Linked DNA regions of Homo sapiens: region 2 is linked to region 1. A link is a loop called in an ENCODE intact Hi-C map of the cell type or tissue named here. Cell type or tissue: natural killer cell. All regions are shown on one strand. Links, peaks and the distances in the headings refer to the core of each region. The heading gives the core; the rest is flanking DNA. Region 1 overlaps FOSL2 (FOS like 2, AP-1 transcription factor subunit). Region 2 overlaps PLB1 (phospholipase B1).

Evidence for each region. Peaks named below come from ENCODE experiments on the same cell type or tissue, not always from the same donor. Only the 100,000 strongest peaks of a DNase experiment are listed, where the experiment ranks them.
Region 2: a loop joins it to region 1, with 4 times the contacts of the local background. A loop is called at or near these places in 2 of 110 quality-filtered maps.

Annotation. Positions count from the first base shown.
Region 1 is chr2:28,402,460-28,411,152 of GRCh38, forward strand. It overlaps FOSL2 (FOS like 2, AP-1 transcription factor subunit), which reads left to right. Exons shown (of 4, transcript NM_005253.4): 2 at 1,648-1,899; 3 at 6,300-6,407. Among named protein-coding and RNA genes, the nearest start is that of FOSL2-AS1, 12 kb to the left of the region's middle. RefSeq lists an enhancer at 7,014-7,093. In natural killer cell, for the core only: a CTCF peak has its summit at 4,434; DNase peaks (open chromatin) are centred at 1,312, 4,482, 6,972 and 8,002; H3K27ac peaks cover 5,136 bases.
Region 2 is chr2:28,543,721-28,552,413 of GRCh38, forward strand. PLB1 (phospholipase B1) reads left to right here. Exons shown (of 58, transcript NM_153021.5): 15 at 5,140-5,211; 16 at 6,290-6,364. Among named protein-coding and RNA genes, the nearest start is that of PLB1, 52 kb to the left of the region's middle. RefSeq lists enhancers at 1,822-2,321, 6,682-6,976 and a silencer at 6,738-6,938. In natural killer cell, for the core only: no CTCF peak of the experiment used is centred there; DNase peaks (open chromatin) are centred at 1,121, 1,511, 2,281 and 4,341; H3K27ac peaks cover 3,743 bases.

The sequences.
Region 1 (8,693 bases), core at 301-8,300:
GTTATTTACACAGCAGGAACCCTGATGTTGTGACAAGGCAAAGACAATGGTGGTGCCAGCTTCCATTGCTGCGAATGCTTCTATCCTAGTTGGTCTGATTGGACCAGCATAGGGAGGGTTCTACAGCATCCATGCTAATGATAGTGGGGTTCCATTCGGGGCCAGACAGACCTGTGGTACCTTCTTTGTGAGAGGGGAGGTCTATAGGGGATGACCTGACACTCTGTCTGAGGGCAGTGGGGGTGGATAACCAGCACTTAGGGCTGGATTTTGAGGAAGAAAGCAATGGAAAAGGAGCTTGTATACCACTGTGTTCAGGGGCTCTGGCCTCTTTGTCAGGCTGGACTGGGTTTGAATCCTGACCCCGCTGCTTATTAGCAATGTGGCCTTGAATAAGTTACTTAATCTCACTAAGCCTAAATTTCTGTCCCTAAAATGGAGCTAATGGTCGTTCTTCACTCAGAGAGAGAATTAGTGAGATAATCTAGGTAAGCCATGGTGTCTGACATTTAGTAAGTGCCCAGGAAGTGTTGTTAGCTATTGTCTTCATCTCACCCAGTTTTTAAGTGGGGAAGAAACTACTTGGAGAAGCTTTATGTGGACACAGGAGTCATCTGAAGATGAAGGTTCACCTGGGTTCCATTAGGGGGACTTGCCTCTGAAAAGCTGGAAGTAGGGGGCTCTTCTCTCCTTCCCGCTTCTTGCAGTTTCCAGTAGCTGCCTTGGAGAAAGGTCAGGACCAGCTGCTAAGGAGCACAGCCCATTTTAGTTTCTATACTCTGTCATCATCTTATATTTTAAATAGAATGCTTCCTGCAGCATGTTCCAGAGAGCTCTGCAACGTGGTCTGGGCATAAATTAAGAAGCGGGGAGAAAACTGCACTAGCAGCACCAGAGTTTCCCACAGAAACATCTGTGAACATAGATCAATGCCTATGTAGCTGGGTAGAGAGACACACTCAGCCAGTCTGCCCCAAGCAAGATGCTGATGATGGGAAGGGAGGAGGGACAAGGACAGCAAGGGATGTCTGGCTGCAAATGCCGCTACTTGTTAGTCTCCTGGGTTAGAGGACATCTTTTCACGGACCTGGCTGTGCCCTGATGGAGTCATAGCTCTGTCCTGAACCTCTTTGGAAAGTGACAAAGGCAGACACAGTATGCTCCCTTGGTGATCTTTGTTGGTCCAAGGCTACTGGTGTGCAAATCCCTTCAAGGTGTCCTGAGCTGGTACCCTGAGAAACAGTTGGCAGGCGACTCAGAGGCTTAAAAACCCAGGTGCCACATCCTGCAGATGTGTATCCTGGAGAGCTGCCAAGAGGGCCTGCCGAGTGTGAGTGCTGGGGACCACGTCTATCTTGGAAGTCATTTGGAATAGGACAGTATCCTCACTGAGCCACCTGGGGATGGAGTTCTCAGGACCCCAGTCAGGGAGCAGATCCGACGTGAAGCCCCAGGCATAATTAAGATTCCCCCCTTGATTCTTGGATGCACAGGACTTGTCCAGGCCCACCTGGGGTCCTGACCTTGCCCTTCGAACACTGACTGTGCTCTGTGCTGGTTTTTGCCTCAGCTCTGTTCAATTATTATTAACTATCCTGTTCAGCTTAGTATTTATTGGCTCATTTGTATTTTTTTTCCTCATTTCAGAAATTCCGGGTAGATATGCCTGGCTCAGGCAGTGCATTCATCCCCACCATCAACGCCATCACGACCAGCCAGGACCTGCAGTGGATGGTGCAGCCCACAGTGATCACCTCCATGTCCAACCCATACCCTCGCTCGCACCCCTACAGCCCCCTGCCGGGCCTGGCCTCTGTCCCTGGACACATGGCCCTCCCAAGACCTGGCGTGATCAAGACCATTGGCACCACCGTGGGCCGCAGGAGGAGAGATGAGCAGGTACAGCTCAGACCAGTGGGAAGGAGCCACGTCAGTGGCTTTCAGAGCCCCAGAAACACAGAACGGGTTTCTGCAGACTGGGAGGGTTAATGTTCTGAGAGCAGGGGAGACAAGGGAGCTAGGGGTCGAAGAGCACGTCATCCCCCTTACTGGAGGCCGAGCTGGAGAGCCAAGACTCAGGCTGGCTCTGTCATCTCGCTTATGTCCCTTAGAATCTCTGAGTCTCACTTTCCTCAGCCACAAAATGGGGATCATGGTCCCTGCAAGCCAGGACTTGGCTACAGATGGGAAGGACCATTACGACCTGCCCACAGCAGGATCCTTCTCTGATCCTTGGCAAAAGGGCCATGGGACAAGCAGCCAATGAACCCTGGCTGTGAGCTTTTTAGGATTATCCCTTAGCCGTCTCCCAGGGTCTAGTGCAGGCCAGGCACCCAGCAGACCTACGGGGTCAAGCTCTGGGTCGGTACTGCCCACGACTTCCCATTCCTCCTCAGTGTTCTAGGCCTCCAACTCGGAGCAGGAGCCTATTTCAAGGGCCTGGAATGCATGTTCCAGAGGTGCAGTAACTCTGGGGCCTTAGGAGTCTGTTCAGTGGCATGGACAGGAGGATGAGGCAGGGGAGGCCAGACATCAGCCCTTTTCTCTTCAAGGGGCTCAGCTTTGAGAAAGAATTAACCTGGCTGGGGAGGGAAGCCAGAAAATGGGGAAGGGGGGGCTCTGCTATTTAGGCAGCACCTACCTAGTACTCAAGAGGCTCATTGCCTGGATCAGCAGTAAGCCAGGGCAGTGCCAAGTTCCCTGGTCTTGGAAAGGGAAATCAGAATCATGCATAATTCCAGAAAGAATGGGATAAAGCCTCAGAGAGCCCCACCTCTCCCCCATGTCAGATGATACAAGCAAGGGCCAGACATACCTGTGTGTGGCCACTCGGCCAGTGAGTGGGGAAGTCTGGGCTAGATCCCAGTTCCCTGGACCCCCTATGCAGTATTCTTTCTCCAGGGCTATGCCACCCTGAGCCCAGGGAAGGGAAAAATACTTTAGCAGTGGAATCCCTTTTTCAAATGAATTGTTATCCTGGGAAACTATTTCAGTGACAGCCTTGGAACCCTTCCTCATTTCAACCACTGTCCATCTTCACTCTGTGATCCCCAGGGCCACAATGTTCCAATATACGGACCTTTCAAACATGGTTCCCAGTGGATCAGGGTAGATCCAGACCCCAGGATACTTGGAATTACAGGGATCACCACACCAAGAAACTGGAAGCTTTCTCAGGAGCTCTGCTCCTGCGAGGACAAAGCTGGGTCTTGTATCCACTACTTGTTGGTTTGTTCTGTTAATGGCAGAACCACGGTGCAGAGCCACTTGGGGAGGTGTGTCTGCTAGACACTATAATGGATTCACAGCTGCATGTTGGGCCTCTGCTGCTGGAGCAAGTGGCCAGTATCCTCCTCACAGTTGCTTTCTATAATTGCAGTTGTAAATATTGCAGTAGCCATGCTTGTAAGGACTTTTATAAATAGGCTTCCTTCACGGAATCCAAGGTGCAAAGCCTTATACTCACTGATGAGCTGGACTCTTCTGGGATATAAGTGATCCTGAGTGAGAGCCAGGCTTGCCAGGTACTCTTTGGGGCTAGCAGGACCACAAAGCCTGAGGATGTGCTGAATGCTCTCCATTCCCTTTTTTTTTTTTTTTTTTTTTTTCTTTTTGAGATGGAGTCCTGCTCTATCACTCAGGCTAGAATGCAGTGGCACGATCTCGGCTCACTACAACCTCCTCCACCTCCGCGGTTCAAGCAATTCTCCTGCCTCAGCCTCCTGAGTAGCTGGGATTACAGGCATGCACCACCATGCCTGGCTAATTTTTTTTGTACTTTTAGTAGAGATGGAATTTTGCCATGTTGGCTAGGCTGGTCTCGAACTCCTGACCTCAGGTGATCCACCCGCCTCAGCTTCTCAAAGTGTTGGGATTACAGGCGTGAGCCACCGCGCCCGGCCACGCTCTCCATTCTCTTCTGGGCCTACCTCACACCAAATTTAGAAATTTGTATCCAGAGGGACTTTGGAGACCATCTTTTCTCATTTTCCCTTTATACCCATTTTACAGACAAGGAAACGGAGACCCAGAAAGGTGAAGGGCCCTGTTAGAGTCTCACAGTGAATTAGTAGCAGAGCCAGCACTGGAACCCACTTCTCCTGACCTTTGGCCCTGTGGTTTTCCCACCACACCACCTAGGCGTGCCTCATACAATCTGTCTGGAGAGTTTCCTTCCTTTTTTGAGAGGGAGGGAGAGAACAAGGAGCATTGTATCCCACATCAGTTGGGAATTCACACATCTCCCAGCAGCTTTAAGGAAGCCTGGGCAGTGGCAGCCTAGAACTTTGGCTGTTCAGGTTGCCAGCCCTCAGGGCTTTGCTCTGAAGCTTACTCCGGCCGTCCCCAGCCTCCCCCAGCCTCCCTGCTAGGGAGGAGCCTGCCTCCGGAGCCGGCCTGGTGCCTCATAGGCCTCCTCTTGGGAGGTTCCCTCTGTGCCCTGTGGCGGCGACTCTGAGGAGGTGGGGAGGGGAGGGTGTGTGTGGCTTGTGGGTGGGTACATGGTGCTGCTGACACACTCAAGCTGGAACCATGTTGATCTCACCGCCCCTGAACACTTCCTATGTTGACAGCTCCCACAAGTTGCCCCACACCTCACCAGTCAGGGGAGAGACTTCTAGGTCAGTCAGGAGGCCAAAAGTTGTCCAGAAGCAGCCAAGGGGGAAGGAGGGCTTGAACTGGGTCAAGGCCAGCCTCCTTCTTTTCTGCCTCTCATTAGCGAGGGATCTAGGGGGCTTCCTGGGCCTTAAGGGGAGCCCTGGTGGCCCTTTCAGTGGTGAGCCCTAAACCCAGGCCTGCAGCAGGGCCATAAGGCTTTCTTGGCAATTCTGCTGGGCTCAAGACAAGACAGGTTTAGGAGCAGGAAGTATTCAGGGCCTTGGCCAAATGGCCTCATGACCTCAGCCGGGCTGTGGACTTCCCTCTGTGTGACAGGCATGGGATTGTCCTCTCTGGTGCTGTGATGATTGTCCTCTCTTTGCTGTTCAAAACATCACAGCAACAGACCTCCAGGGCTAAAGGGAGCATTGTGGGACTCTGACTTGGACCCAACCAGGACAGTGGCTCTTTCCTTCATGGGGTGACCTGAAGTCCAGGCAGTATCCCTCCTTGGGGTAGCTTCTCCCTGCTCCTCCAAAAGTAGCTTTGATTTTGCCCCCAGGTGTCCCGTGAGAGCTGACCCAGGTCTTATTCCCCTTGAGATCTTCTAAGCTCCTAGTGTAGCACCGGGCAGTTAGTAGGTGTGCAGTCAACGTCTGATAACTGAATGGGTGGGCTTTCCCTTTGTGTTGCTTTCTGCTTTGGCCCACAGCCGTCTCCTTGTGTCACCTCTGCCTGAGAGAGGCATTGGGGTCACAGCTCTGCAGGGCTCTGTAGAACCAGAGCATTTGCCCTGCTCAGTAGAGCAGAGTTCATGCTTTCCGGTATGAGTGACAGATTCCTAACTGTCTCACTGGAAGAAGCTAGATCCTAAGCTCTTTGCAGGGGAATCTTCCTTTGTTTGGTTCGCAGATAAATCCCAAGCCCGTAGAACTTCATCTTGCACATGGAACCAGGTGCTCACTTGTTGAGTGGACAGATATGGTGGGCAGCAGGATTTTACCTGCTGGGGGCTCCTCTTCCTTTTGCATGTCCTGTCCAACTTAGCACTGTACCAGGCATGTGGGGGAGTACCTGGGGTTGAACCGTGAGCAGCTGGCACCCTGGGATTGGCAGAGGAAATCGGGAGTGGAGTGGCACTCTTGGCCCTCCCATCAGCAACATAACATTCCCCCCTGGGTGGTTCTTAACCTGTGTGGGGACTCCAGGCCCAGCTACTTAACAAAATGGGGATAATGAGGCTTGCAGAGCAGGCAGAGTGATGGGAGGAGAAATTAGCCAGGGTTTGGAAGAAGCTGCTTAAGTGGGTGGGGCCACGCCTGGCTGGCAGGAGGGGACTCTTGGAGAAGCATCCCCAGCTCCTTCTCTCTGGCCTGAGCACTGAATCAGGGCTGATGTGATAGGTGCTGCCATCATGCCTGGGCCAGTGAATCTCTGACCCATTGCTGTCCTGTTTAAACATGGACTTTAAACTTGGACATCACCTTCCGGGGCAGATTCAGCTCAAAAGAGCCCTCCCAGGCAGCCAGACATCAGGGATCCACATGTTCTGGGGCCTCTGAGTCCAGCCATGCTCCTCTTGCCCTTCCTTCTCCTTTCTCCATTTCCAGAAGGGCTTCTTGCCTTACTTAAAATACAGTTTTTAAAAAATACTGTGAACCATTGTCTCTGTTCTAACCATGATCCTTGGCTTTGGCCTCTAGCTGTCTCCTGAAGAGGAGGAGAAGCGTCGCATCCGGCGGGAGAGGAACAAGCTGGCTGCAGCCAAGTGCCGGAACCGACGCCGGGAGCTGACAGAGAAGCTGCAGGCGGTGAGGAACTCTGCGTAGGGTGGGAGCACCTCTGGGTGGGCTGGAGTGAGAGCCCCGGGGGTCCTGATCCTCTCTCCCACAGCTGTCTCCTTACCCACAAATGCCCTACAGATGAGTCAGTGGAGATAGAGCTTTCCTTCCTTTGGACACATGGGTCAGCATTGTGTTGATTGAAAAGAGAGAGAGAGAGGGAGGTGGCGTTTAGCACCAGCCAGGGCCCAGAGGGAAGAAATGAACAACCTTCTGTGGGGGTGCTAGCCACGGTTTTTACGCAGCACCTGAGTGTTCTCTGCTCACAGAACTGTGGGGGCTCCTGGGTGAGGGATGATGGAGGGTGGGAGCCAGGGCAGGTCCAGACCTGCCCCATCCAGGGCTGCTTCCCGAGGTTCCAGCCACTCCCATGCCTGCCGCCATCAGGAGTGGCCCAGCCTGGCCTAAGCACTCTGGGTTGGGCCAGGGAGAAGTCTTGATGGAGATAGGTCACGTGGCAGCAGGGTTGTATTTTCTTGGGGTTTTCTCATTTCCTTTATGGGCAGGCGGGTTCCCCACCTCTATCATGAACTCAGAGCTGTGGCCATGGTACCGCGTGCTGCTCTTGTGAGTCACTCTCCCGTGCCGCCTAATTGCCCAGACCTGGGGACCCGCAGCCCTGCCCTTCCCTCTGTTAAGCTTGACCTGACCAACGTCACGTAACTCCCTTCAGAGCCTGGCCCTGCAGGAAGGGCCGTGTGCTGTGTGGAGGAAGCCCCGAGCCAGGGTTGACTCTCCCCAGTGGAATGCTTTCAGAGTGAGGAGATGAGAGAGACTCTGTCAGTGGTCCTCACAGTGACTGCCCAGGATGGGGCTTTGGAAAACATCCCCTCACACTTTTTTTGTTATTATAATTTTTTTGAGATGGAGTTTCGCTCTTGTCGCCCAGGCTGGAGTGCAGTGGGACGATCTCAGCTCACTGCAACCTCTGCCTCTTGGGTTCAAGCCATTCTCCTGCCTCAGCCTCCCAACTAGCGGGGATTACAGGTGCCTGCCACCATGCCCGGCTAATTTTTGTATTTTTAATAGAGACAGGGTTTCACCATGTTGGCTAGGCTGGTCTCGAACTCCTGACCTCGGGTGATCTGCCTGCCTTGGCCTCTCAGAGTGCTGGGATTACAGGCGTGAGCCACCACGCCTGGCCCATCCCCTCACTTGAGTTAATGTTTCCAGGTACCATCCACCCACTTAGGCTTGTCTTTCTCTGTCCTGCAGCCCTCACTCTGGGGTGTTGAATGAATTGAATTGCGTGAATTCTGTGATGCCTGTAGTAATGGCCCTCGGAGGTGTTAGAGCCGGGGAGGATGAGTGGGAATTCTTCATTCCCAGGTGAGGCAGATCCACAATCCACTTCCTCAGCGGGCCCTCCCACCACTAACCTTTCTGTGATTGGCACTTCAAGGAGCTGTGCCCCATGTGGCGCTCCTCACCACCCGCCCCGGAATAGCCCTGCCCCCTGAGGCTCCTCTACTTTCCTTCCCTCCTCCCAGAGGCCTCACACCCTACTCCCCTGCCTCCCCCACCTCCCCCGCCCTCTGACCCAGCCACCCAGGCCCCTGAGCCACATCCTCCACAGGAAGCCTCTCAGAAGCTCATGACGTTCGTCAGACCCTTGAGACAGACGGAAACTGTTTTTCACTCCGGAATATGCTGTCCTCTGCTGAACGAAGCCCTTGCCCGTATGTCCTCACTGATGAACAGGAATCCATGTTAGGGAAAACGTGGGGAGGAGGCTGGTGACACACACCTCTTCCCCTCCCACAGCGGCCCCTCCACGTGCACTTGCTCGCTTCTGCTTCTCTGGCTGGGGATGAAAGAAGGGGGCTGAGGTCCTTGCGGGGTGACCCTGGCATCCTCACAGGCCCTCTCGGGCTGTCACGTTACTTCTGTGTCAAGCGTGGTGGCTGAACCAAATGTTCTCTGAGGGTTCTGGGAGTCCTGAAATATGTGCTTAAGAAATTGGAGCAAAAGGCCAGGCGCCGTGGCTCATGCCTGTAATCCCAGCACTTTGGGAGGCTGAGGCGGGTGGATCACCTGAGGTCAGAAGTTCAAGACCAGCCTGGTCGATGTGGTGAAACCCCATCTCTATGAAAAATACAAAATTAGCCGGGTGTGGTGGCAGGTGCCTGTAGTCTCAGCTACTCGGGAGGCTGAGACTGGAGAATAGCTTGAACCCGGGAGGCAGAGGCTGCAGTGAGCCAAGGTCATGCCACTGCACTCCAGCCTGGGTAAGACAGAGTGAGACTCTGTCTCAAA
Region 2 (8,693 bases), core at 176-8,175, 140 kb after region 1:
CCACTCACAAGCTCTGTGAACTCAGGTCTCAATGCTCTTTCTGCAAAATCCAGGTCAGCCCCTGGCCCAACATATCTAGCGCGCAGCTCGCTCCTGGCCTGTAGTAAGCACTCCACGTGGATTGGCCTTTTTACTGTAACTGTAACAGGATATCCCCAGATTCCAAAGGGCCCCCAGGGATATCTGGGATTAGTCAGGGGATGGAATGTGGCGTCGACGTCGAGGCTTTGAACCTTTTCAGGGCGTCAGACAGAGACCTGAATTTGCCATTTATTTTCTTCCCACCCAAGCTGCCTTATTTTTAGAATTCTAGTGACAGAAATTCATTTTTCTTCTTTTGTGGATCCGTCTCCACAACTGACATACTGTGTTGAGTACCAGGGACAGCTGCATTTCAGCACACATGAGCCAGTGTGAAACAGAGTGTAGGGAGGGAAGGGGCACGGCCTCCGACAGTCCCTGGCACTGGAAACCTACTGTCTGTCCTTTGAAGAAGGCATTTGAGTTCTCTGAACAGGGACGTCTCTCAGTGTGCCTGGCACTTGCGGGGACTATGTCCCCAGAAATCCACTTTGCTGCTGATCTCCCATGATGGGCAGAGAAGAGGAACCTGGCCCCTCCAGCAGGGACTGCTCTCCCAAGCCCTCTCTCAGGGAGAGGAGGGCTGATGATTCCAGCTCAGCCAAACCTCTCCTCTCCTGCCATCTTTCTCCCAACCAACAAAAGGACACCTGTGACATGGCTTGCCCTTGAAGGTACCACCATACCACCTTGTACCCTGCCCTTGTACCCTCCATGGTTCCAAGGGGGATACAAGAGACCCACCAAATGTGGCTTCTGTTCTCACCAGGCTTCAGGTGTAGCTGGGAAGGGCCAGACAGCCCAGAGGAACGAGAGTCAAAAGGGACTCAGCCAGCAGTGTTGTGCTGGGCCACGCACCAAGAAGCAATGTGAACAATGAGGCCGGGAGAGCCCATGAAGAGGGGATTTGAATGGGCTTTGTGAAATGTGTTGGAGGAGGTCACGGAGGGCGTTCCCAGGCAAAGGGACCTTTGTGAGCAAAGGGCATGGAGAGAAGAATGCGTCAGATGCAGCAGCAAGGGCAGGAAGAGGCCTGTCTGATAAGAGAAGAGATACGGAGATAAGGCTCCCAGCGTGAAAGGAGCCCTTGAGCACCAGACAGAGAAGCTGGAGAGGGCAGGTCCAGGGAGAGGGCTGGATTCCTATCCCTTTCTCCTTTCATCATGCTATTTGTCCTTGATATTGGTGGCAATAGCAATAATAACCACCTTTACAGAGCTGCCAGGTGATGGTCCCATGCATACAAATAAGGTACACCCCACGTACGGTCTCTTAAAACTACTCGAGGGTCAGAATGAGCACGTACACAGGAATGGAAGGTCTCACCCTCAAGGCCAAAGGCCTGCGACACAGAGAGTGTCACAAGGGCTTAGAAGAGGAGGAGGATGTGGCTTTCCTAGGTAAGCAGTGACCTCACTCTCTCCACACCCATACAAGTCCGGTTTCCCAGTGCCAGTGCAAACCCCAAGCTTCCTGCAGCCTCAGCCAGCAGGGACATGGGGGGCAGGGAGAGACAGGATAGGAGGGGGTTCCCCAAGCATCCCCAGTCCCTCGTTTCCTCACAAGCAAAATGCCAGACCATCCCACAGTTCCCGGATCGAGCACAGCTGCTGGAACACATCAGAAGCTCCTGCAGACCCGAATTCAGCCATGAGAAGCGACGGGTATAACAGGTTAGGGCGAAGGGCACTGGACAGGAGCCAGAAAACCCGGGCTCTGATTTCGGTCCCACTTTCGGTGGTTTCTTGAGGCAAGTCACACGGTCTTTCGGGGTGTCCATTTTCTCTACCTGCCAAAAAGGTCTAAGCACCCTTAGCCAGCACCCAAGGGTTTGTGAAAATATGGGAGGGCATTGGGCTCCTTCCTACCCTTGGTTTCGCTAATTGCATCCTCCAGGTGCGGGGAGGGCGGGAGTCTCTGCCACCACATCTGTGATTCTTTGCTGGGCTGGACTGGGACATCGAGGTGGAAGGCAGGTGTACCTGTTCTGTGTCTACCCTCGCAGACACACAGAGCCCAGGTGAGGGCTGCCCTCTGTGTGGGGAGCAGAGAGGGACTGGCAGAATCCCCATGATCACAGGGAGTCCAGGTCCATTACTCTGTCCTCAGACACCCCCGGACACAGCTGTAGGGAAGGAGGATAGCTCTCAGCTCTGCAGCCCACAAAGCCACATACCCAGACCACGTCAGCATCCTCCCTCCCTCCCTCATCCTCCAAGCCCTAGCATAGGTGAGCATTGAGGACCAGCAAAGGAAAAGCTCCACCCATCAGCATGGGAGGTGACAGCAGCCCCATCTAAACATGCCTGGAACTGTCCTGGCTGAGTGAGGCCTCCAGGCTGAAGCTTGCACTCCTGGTGCCAAGCCGAGGAGGATTTTGTGTCTGGGACACGGTTCATTCCCTAGGCCCTTTCTGCTGCTGCCGCAATAATTTCTGGTAATTCTTGTACATCAGTCGTTTTGAAGGGGACCCACCTTTAGGGAACTGATGTCCCTGGCCCTCTCAGCAATCACTGACCCCACCTTATGCCGAGTCTACACCAGGTGCCGAAGCCACAGGCAGAATAAGGAACTTGGGGATTGCTCACAGTCCAGGGAGGATTCTGCTGCTCGGAGAGGATTTTTAAGGTCATTGCCCTCACCCCTCCCACACTGCAGTTCATTCCTCGGTGGCAGGAAGCCGTGCTGGGGAGATGTGCAGAGTGGGGTGGAAGCCCAGACCAGCCCCGGTTGTCCCTGGAGTAAATAGCACATGTGCATTTATGGGACCCACAGTGTGGCAGGAGAAAGAGGCACACATGAGGAATTATTTGAAGTAACTGTGTCATTTCCATCCTTTCTGGGGATTGGGGATGCAGGAGAAGAAAGGGTCAGAGCCAGTGTAAAGGGAATGAATGGAAGCAAGGAGGATGGAGGGGACTCCTAAAGGGACATTTAGGACAAAGTTCTCAACGGAAATGGGTTTCTTGGGAAAATCTATGAATTTTCCTTCTTTGAGGCCCTTTAAAAAAAAATAGACTCTGCTTTATCCACTTTGTCAGAGTCATTTAGATATGGCTCTTTCAAGGTTTCTTTCCAGATTCCATTATGGATTAAATTCTTGAAAGGTTGGGGAAAGGTGGGCGTGGTGGCTCATGCTTGTAATCCCAGCACTTTGGGAGTCCGAGGCAGGAGGAATGCTTAAGGCCAGGAATTTGAGAACAGCCTGGGCAACATGGCAAAAACCCTGCCTCTACTACAATACAAGAAATTAGCTGGGTATGGTGTCACACACCTATAGTCCCAGCTACTCGGGAAGCTGAGGTGGGAGAATCACCGGAGCTCAGGAAGTCAAGGCTGCAATGAACTGTGATCGCACCACTGCACTCCAATCTGAGCAATGAGAATGAGACCCTGTCTCCAAAAAAAAAAAAAAGAAAAAAAAAAAATTGGGGAAGAGAAGGTGGCAAGACAGATCAGCACCTGGCCCTCACCCAGGCCTGCTCAATACTTCCTTTGACAGCCGCCTTGAATGTTCCAGGTGGGACCTTGTTTCTAGGAGCGGCCACCATCAGAATAAAACAGAAAGAAGCGTGGAGTCCATTTCCTCTCCTAGGCCTTGAGCTAGAGAGTTGCCACTCCTTTTCCAAATGTTCAGCTAATTATACCTCCTTATCTGATTCTCTTTCAGTCTGGCTGAAGAGCCAATTCCACTAAGGGTAAAGTTCTTTTCTTGTTTCTTGCTTATTGGGGCACAGATGCTGGGGTAAGATACCGCTGAGGAATCTGAAAATCCTCATGGAGGTTGGTAGAAGCTGTGACTGAGCCAGACAGGCTGCCCCATCCAGTAGCTTCCCACGTTCCTTGGCAGAGTCATTGGAAGGGGAGGTGAGGGCCAGAGGTACGACCAGAGCCCAGCACCTGTGGGCAGCCAGATGACAGTAAAACTGGTTCTCCAACAGTAGGAAATAGCCCGTGCAGAAGAAAATCTGCAATCCCTCCAAGCTATTGCATTTTTCTTTGTAAGTGTTTATATATGTATAATGAACATTTAAAAATAACAAAAACAACTTTTAAAAAAAATCCCTCCTTCCCTCTAATTCTTTAACGGCCTTCACTTCCCTATGTCTAATGCTTTACTAAGTTGATAATCTGCTGGTTTCTCCTGCTGTTATACTATAAATGTTTTATCTACGTTATTAGATGTCATTTGATGGCCTTCGTGGTTGTCATTTAAGTAGCTGCCTATTTCACAGCGGATACCACACCACCCACTCCTGGCTCACTAGATACTCTAGCGGTTTGTGAGTGTTGGCTGTGCTGTGTTCCATGTCACTGTATTTGTGACCCCGTGAAAGACATGAGACTTGACCCAGGCCCCATAACTTGCTTCACTCAAAGCTGTGAAAGCAGTTCTCAGGGAACAGAGGGTTTCCATTCTCTATTGTGCGCAGATTTACCTACATTTGGGTTGTGGACACAGGCTGCGGGGAGGACTTGGGAAAGAATACATGCTTTATGTAAAAAGCGATGCATTTGCCCTTCCTTCCCATACTGGCTCTCCTGTCTAAGGGAACTTGAATCAGTGAGCCAGAAAGTAGCTGGGCAGCAAGGAGGGGACAAGAAGCCAAGCTGGATAACCGGCCCCCACGTGATCAGAAAGCTGTGTGACCCATTGCTAGATGTTTGGTTGGATGCAGGACACCAATGTTGGAGTCCCAGCTCTGTCCTGGCTGGCTGGGCCCCACCTCAACCTCTGCTGTGCAGCTTTTCCTTCTAGGAGAGGTAGACTAGGAAGTCCCTTCTATATATATATATATAAAACCGATGCTGCTTCTCATGCTGTGGTTCTCAAACTCGGGTGTGCATCAGAATCGCCTGGAGAGCTGCTTACAACACAGACTGCTGCCCCAGCCCCAGAGTCTCAGACTCAGTAGTTTGGGGATGGGGGCTGGACACGTGCATTTCTAATGCGTTCCCTGGTACTGCTGCTGGACTAATGAGTCTTTCTCACTGGTGACTTGGCAGGCTGCTACCTGCACAAAACTTCCCTGTTCTAAAGCCCACGTTCCTTTCTAGATGGAGCCAGCAGGAGAGAAAGATGAGCCATTGAGTGTAAAACACGGGAGGCCAATGAAGTGTCCCTCTCAGGTAGGAGGGACTGGGCAGAGGAGGGACTCTTATTGAATCGAGGGCGCAGGTGGGGTGGCCAAGTGGGCTTTGCTGTGAAGTGGGTCTTACCTGAGATGTGAATCCTGTTTCTGTTCTTCTGGGCCTGCACACAGTTTTGCATACATAGCAGCCCTAATGTTTACAGTTGTGGGCCATGAGAGCTGTTCTAGCAAAACTGCAGCCCCCTCCATGCCTGTGGAAGGCATAGGAACAAGGCCACAGCTCACCTGGCCCCAAATGCTGCCTCTGGGTCCTGGCCCTCTGCCCCAGATGCCATTTCCAGACCTTCCTCTACCTCAGAGTGGCAAAGAAGGGAGGGATGGTGAGTATCTAAGTACCTGAAAAGTGGATCATTTTGACTACATCTTAAATATGTGCCTAGTATGTAGTAGGCTTATAATTAATGTTTCCAAATAAGTGGATGAGAAAATAACTGGACATAAATGAATGAGATTCTTTCTTTTTTTTTTTTTTTTTTTTTTGAGACGGAGTCTCGCCCTGTTGCCAGGCTGGAGTGCAGTGGCACAATCTTGGCTCACTGCAACCTCTGCCTCCCGGGTTCAAGCGATTCTCCTGCCTCAGCCTCCCAAGTGGCTGGGACTACAGGCACGTGCCACCACACCCAGCTAATTTTTTTGTATTTTTAGTCTTTCTATCATTTAATGCTAGTCAAGTATTTGGCTTTCTTGATGAATTGGTAAGTTTTTTGTTACTATGCAATAATAAGTATACAATTCACCTTCTTGCACTTTTTGCTTTGGCTGCCAAGAAGCTTAAAATTAGATTCCCTTCTCATCAAAATATATATACTTAGCCTGGTAGCATGAACCCCCAGGGTAAAGAGCAAGAGAGACTGGCTATCACAAATGGGAAATGTCAACGCATTCATGAGTCCTTCAGGGACCAGAGAGAAGAGCCAGAGAATGGTTTGGTCCTCACTGGAAGCGTGATGTGAATGTTCCTAGTTGGCCAAAAGCATCACTGGATGCTGAAGCCTGATAATTAAGGGATACAGACTTCTAGGGTCACGATTCCAACATGTCACCTTTCCCTGCAGGAGAGCCCCTATCTGTTCAGCTACAGAAACAGCAACTACCTGACCAGACTGCAGAAACCCCAAGACAAGCTTGAGGTAAGGAAAGGTTTTCTGTAATTGACAAACATGCAGATGAACCAGGGGCTGTACTTCTTGCTGAATCTTTCGAACCTTCCACGTGGTTTTTTTTTTTTTTTCTTTTGAGATGGAGTCTCACTCTGTTGCCCAGGCTGGAGTTCAGTGGTGCCATCTCGGCTCACTGCCACCTCCACCTCCTGGGTTCAAGCAGTTCTCCTGCCTCAGCTTCCTGAGTAGCTGGGGCTACAGGCGCACACCACCATGCCTGGCTAATTTTTGTATTTTTTTTAGTGGAGACGGGGTTTCACCATGTTAGCCAGGCTGGTCTTGAAATCCTGACCTCAAGCAATCTGCCTGCCTCAGCCTCCCGAAGTGCTGGGATTACAGATGTGAGCCACGGCGCCCAGCCTGGATTATTTTAAAGCAGATCAACTGGCCAGATTTGCAACCTCAATACAATTTTTTTTTTTTTTTTTTGGTGGGAGGAGGGCGGGGACAGAATCTCGCTATGTCATCCAGGCTGGAGTGCAATGGTGTGATCTCAGCTCACTGTAACCTTAGCCTCCTGGGTTCAAGCGATTCTCCTGCCTCAGCCTCCTGAGTAGCTGGGATTATAGGCGCGCAACACCACACCCGGCTATTTTTTTGTATTTTTAGTAGAGACAGGGTTTCACCATGTTGGCCAGGCTGGTCTCGAACTCCTGACCTCATGGTCCACCCAACTCAGCCTCCCAAAGTGCTGAGGTGACAGATGTGAGCCACTACGCCCAGCCATTCCATGTGGTTCTTAACATCCTGGAACTCCCGCTGCCCCTAGGCATATGGAGGTCTGCTACTAACCGCTGATGTTCAGTCAGGACAGGCTGGGGGAGGGAGAAGGATCCAGCATGTGGCCATCCCCTGGGTGCCTGGAAGCAGGTCTCCCCCACAGTTCATCTTCCGAGCTGCCTCCGCAACCAGCATGGGAGGCTTGACAGAGTGTCTGCACTGCCCAGCACCTCCTGTTCCCAATCTGTTTTGATGTAAGACAGATTCTTCTGACCCTTCCCAAATCTCTGACAAATTCTTCTAAAATCATCTGAGAACTTCATCTGAAGAGAAAATTAAGAAAGAGCGGAGAATTGTGGTGAGGTCTGAACCCAGATTGTGTGGAGCTCGAAAGCCCTTGAGTGGGTCCACACTGGTAGGGGGCCCCTGACGGGCGCTCATGCCTTGCTCACTGCTTTTCTCAGGAGTCTCCCTGAGACTTCCCATGGAGATTAGGCAGGGCACCCTGCACTCCTCTGGGAAAGCAAGGAACACTCAAGGGTTGATGTCTTCTTTCCCAGAGAAGGGGGGACTGAGGTGAGCTGAGACAAATTTGGTCCTAGTGACATTCTTCCCTCCCTATTTTATGGAAAAGGGTGAGATTTGCTCCAAATAGTGGAGGCAGAGTTGATGGCCTGGGCTTCCACCCTGACAGACACAGTGTGAAAGACTCGATTTATCAACTTGACTCACACTAACCAGCATAGCAATGAGCATACACCTGAGACGCAGCATGGCACAGTGAGGTAAAGTAACCAGCTCTGGGTTCAGATGCAGACTCTTTCACTTATGGGCTCTGTGTCAATGAGCAAGATACTTAACCTCTCTGTGCCTTAGTTTTTTAACCTGGGAAATAATGACAGTAATAGTCGTACCTTGCGGAGTTATTAATGTCATAAGTCAGTAAGTATAAAGCACTTATAATAGAATCTAGCATACCATGAGTTCTATATAAGTATTGCTATCATTATCATTGGATAAATGCAGTGATACATTTCTTCAGGACACATTTATTGACTATCTGCTGTGTACCACTAGAATGCAAGCTCAGTGAGGCAGGAACTCAGGGTAGGCAGCAATAACTATTTGTTGAATGAAAAAATGAATGGATAGGTGGATGGATGGATACCAGGTATGAGAGATTAAAATGTAAATAAAAAATAGGACTTGTCCCAAGGAACTCAGTCTGGTAGAGAAATAGACAAGTCAACAGGCAATTATAGCACAATGGTACTATAATAGGTACTGTAATGCATGTTTTCATGGGGTATTCTGGGAACACAGAGGAAGAGAAACTAACCTAGACAGGAGAAAGTTGAAGAAGGCTTTCCAAAGGATACCCACGACCTCAGTCTTGAAGGGTGACTAAGGCTGAGGCAGATTGATGGGAGGGTGAGCAAATAGAAGAAAGGAAAGTGAAAGGGGAGAGGGTAACTACTTGGGCAAAGGCCTGGATGCAGGGAAATATGGAGACTTAGGTCAAGGGCTGGTGGTTTAGAATATTTAGAGGCCTCTTAGGCCATGCTAGGGAGATTGGACT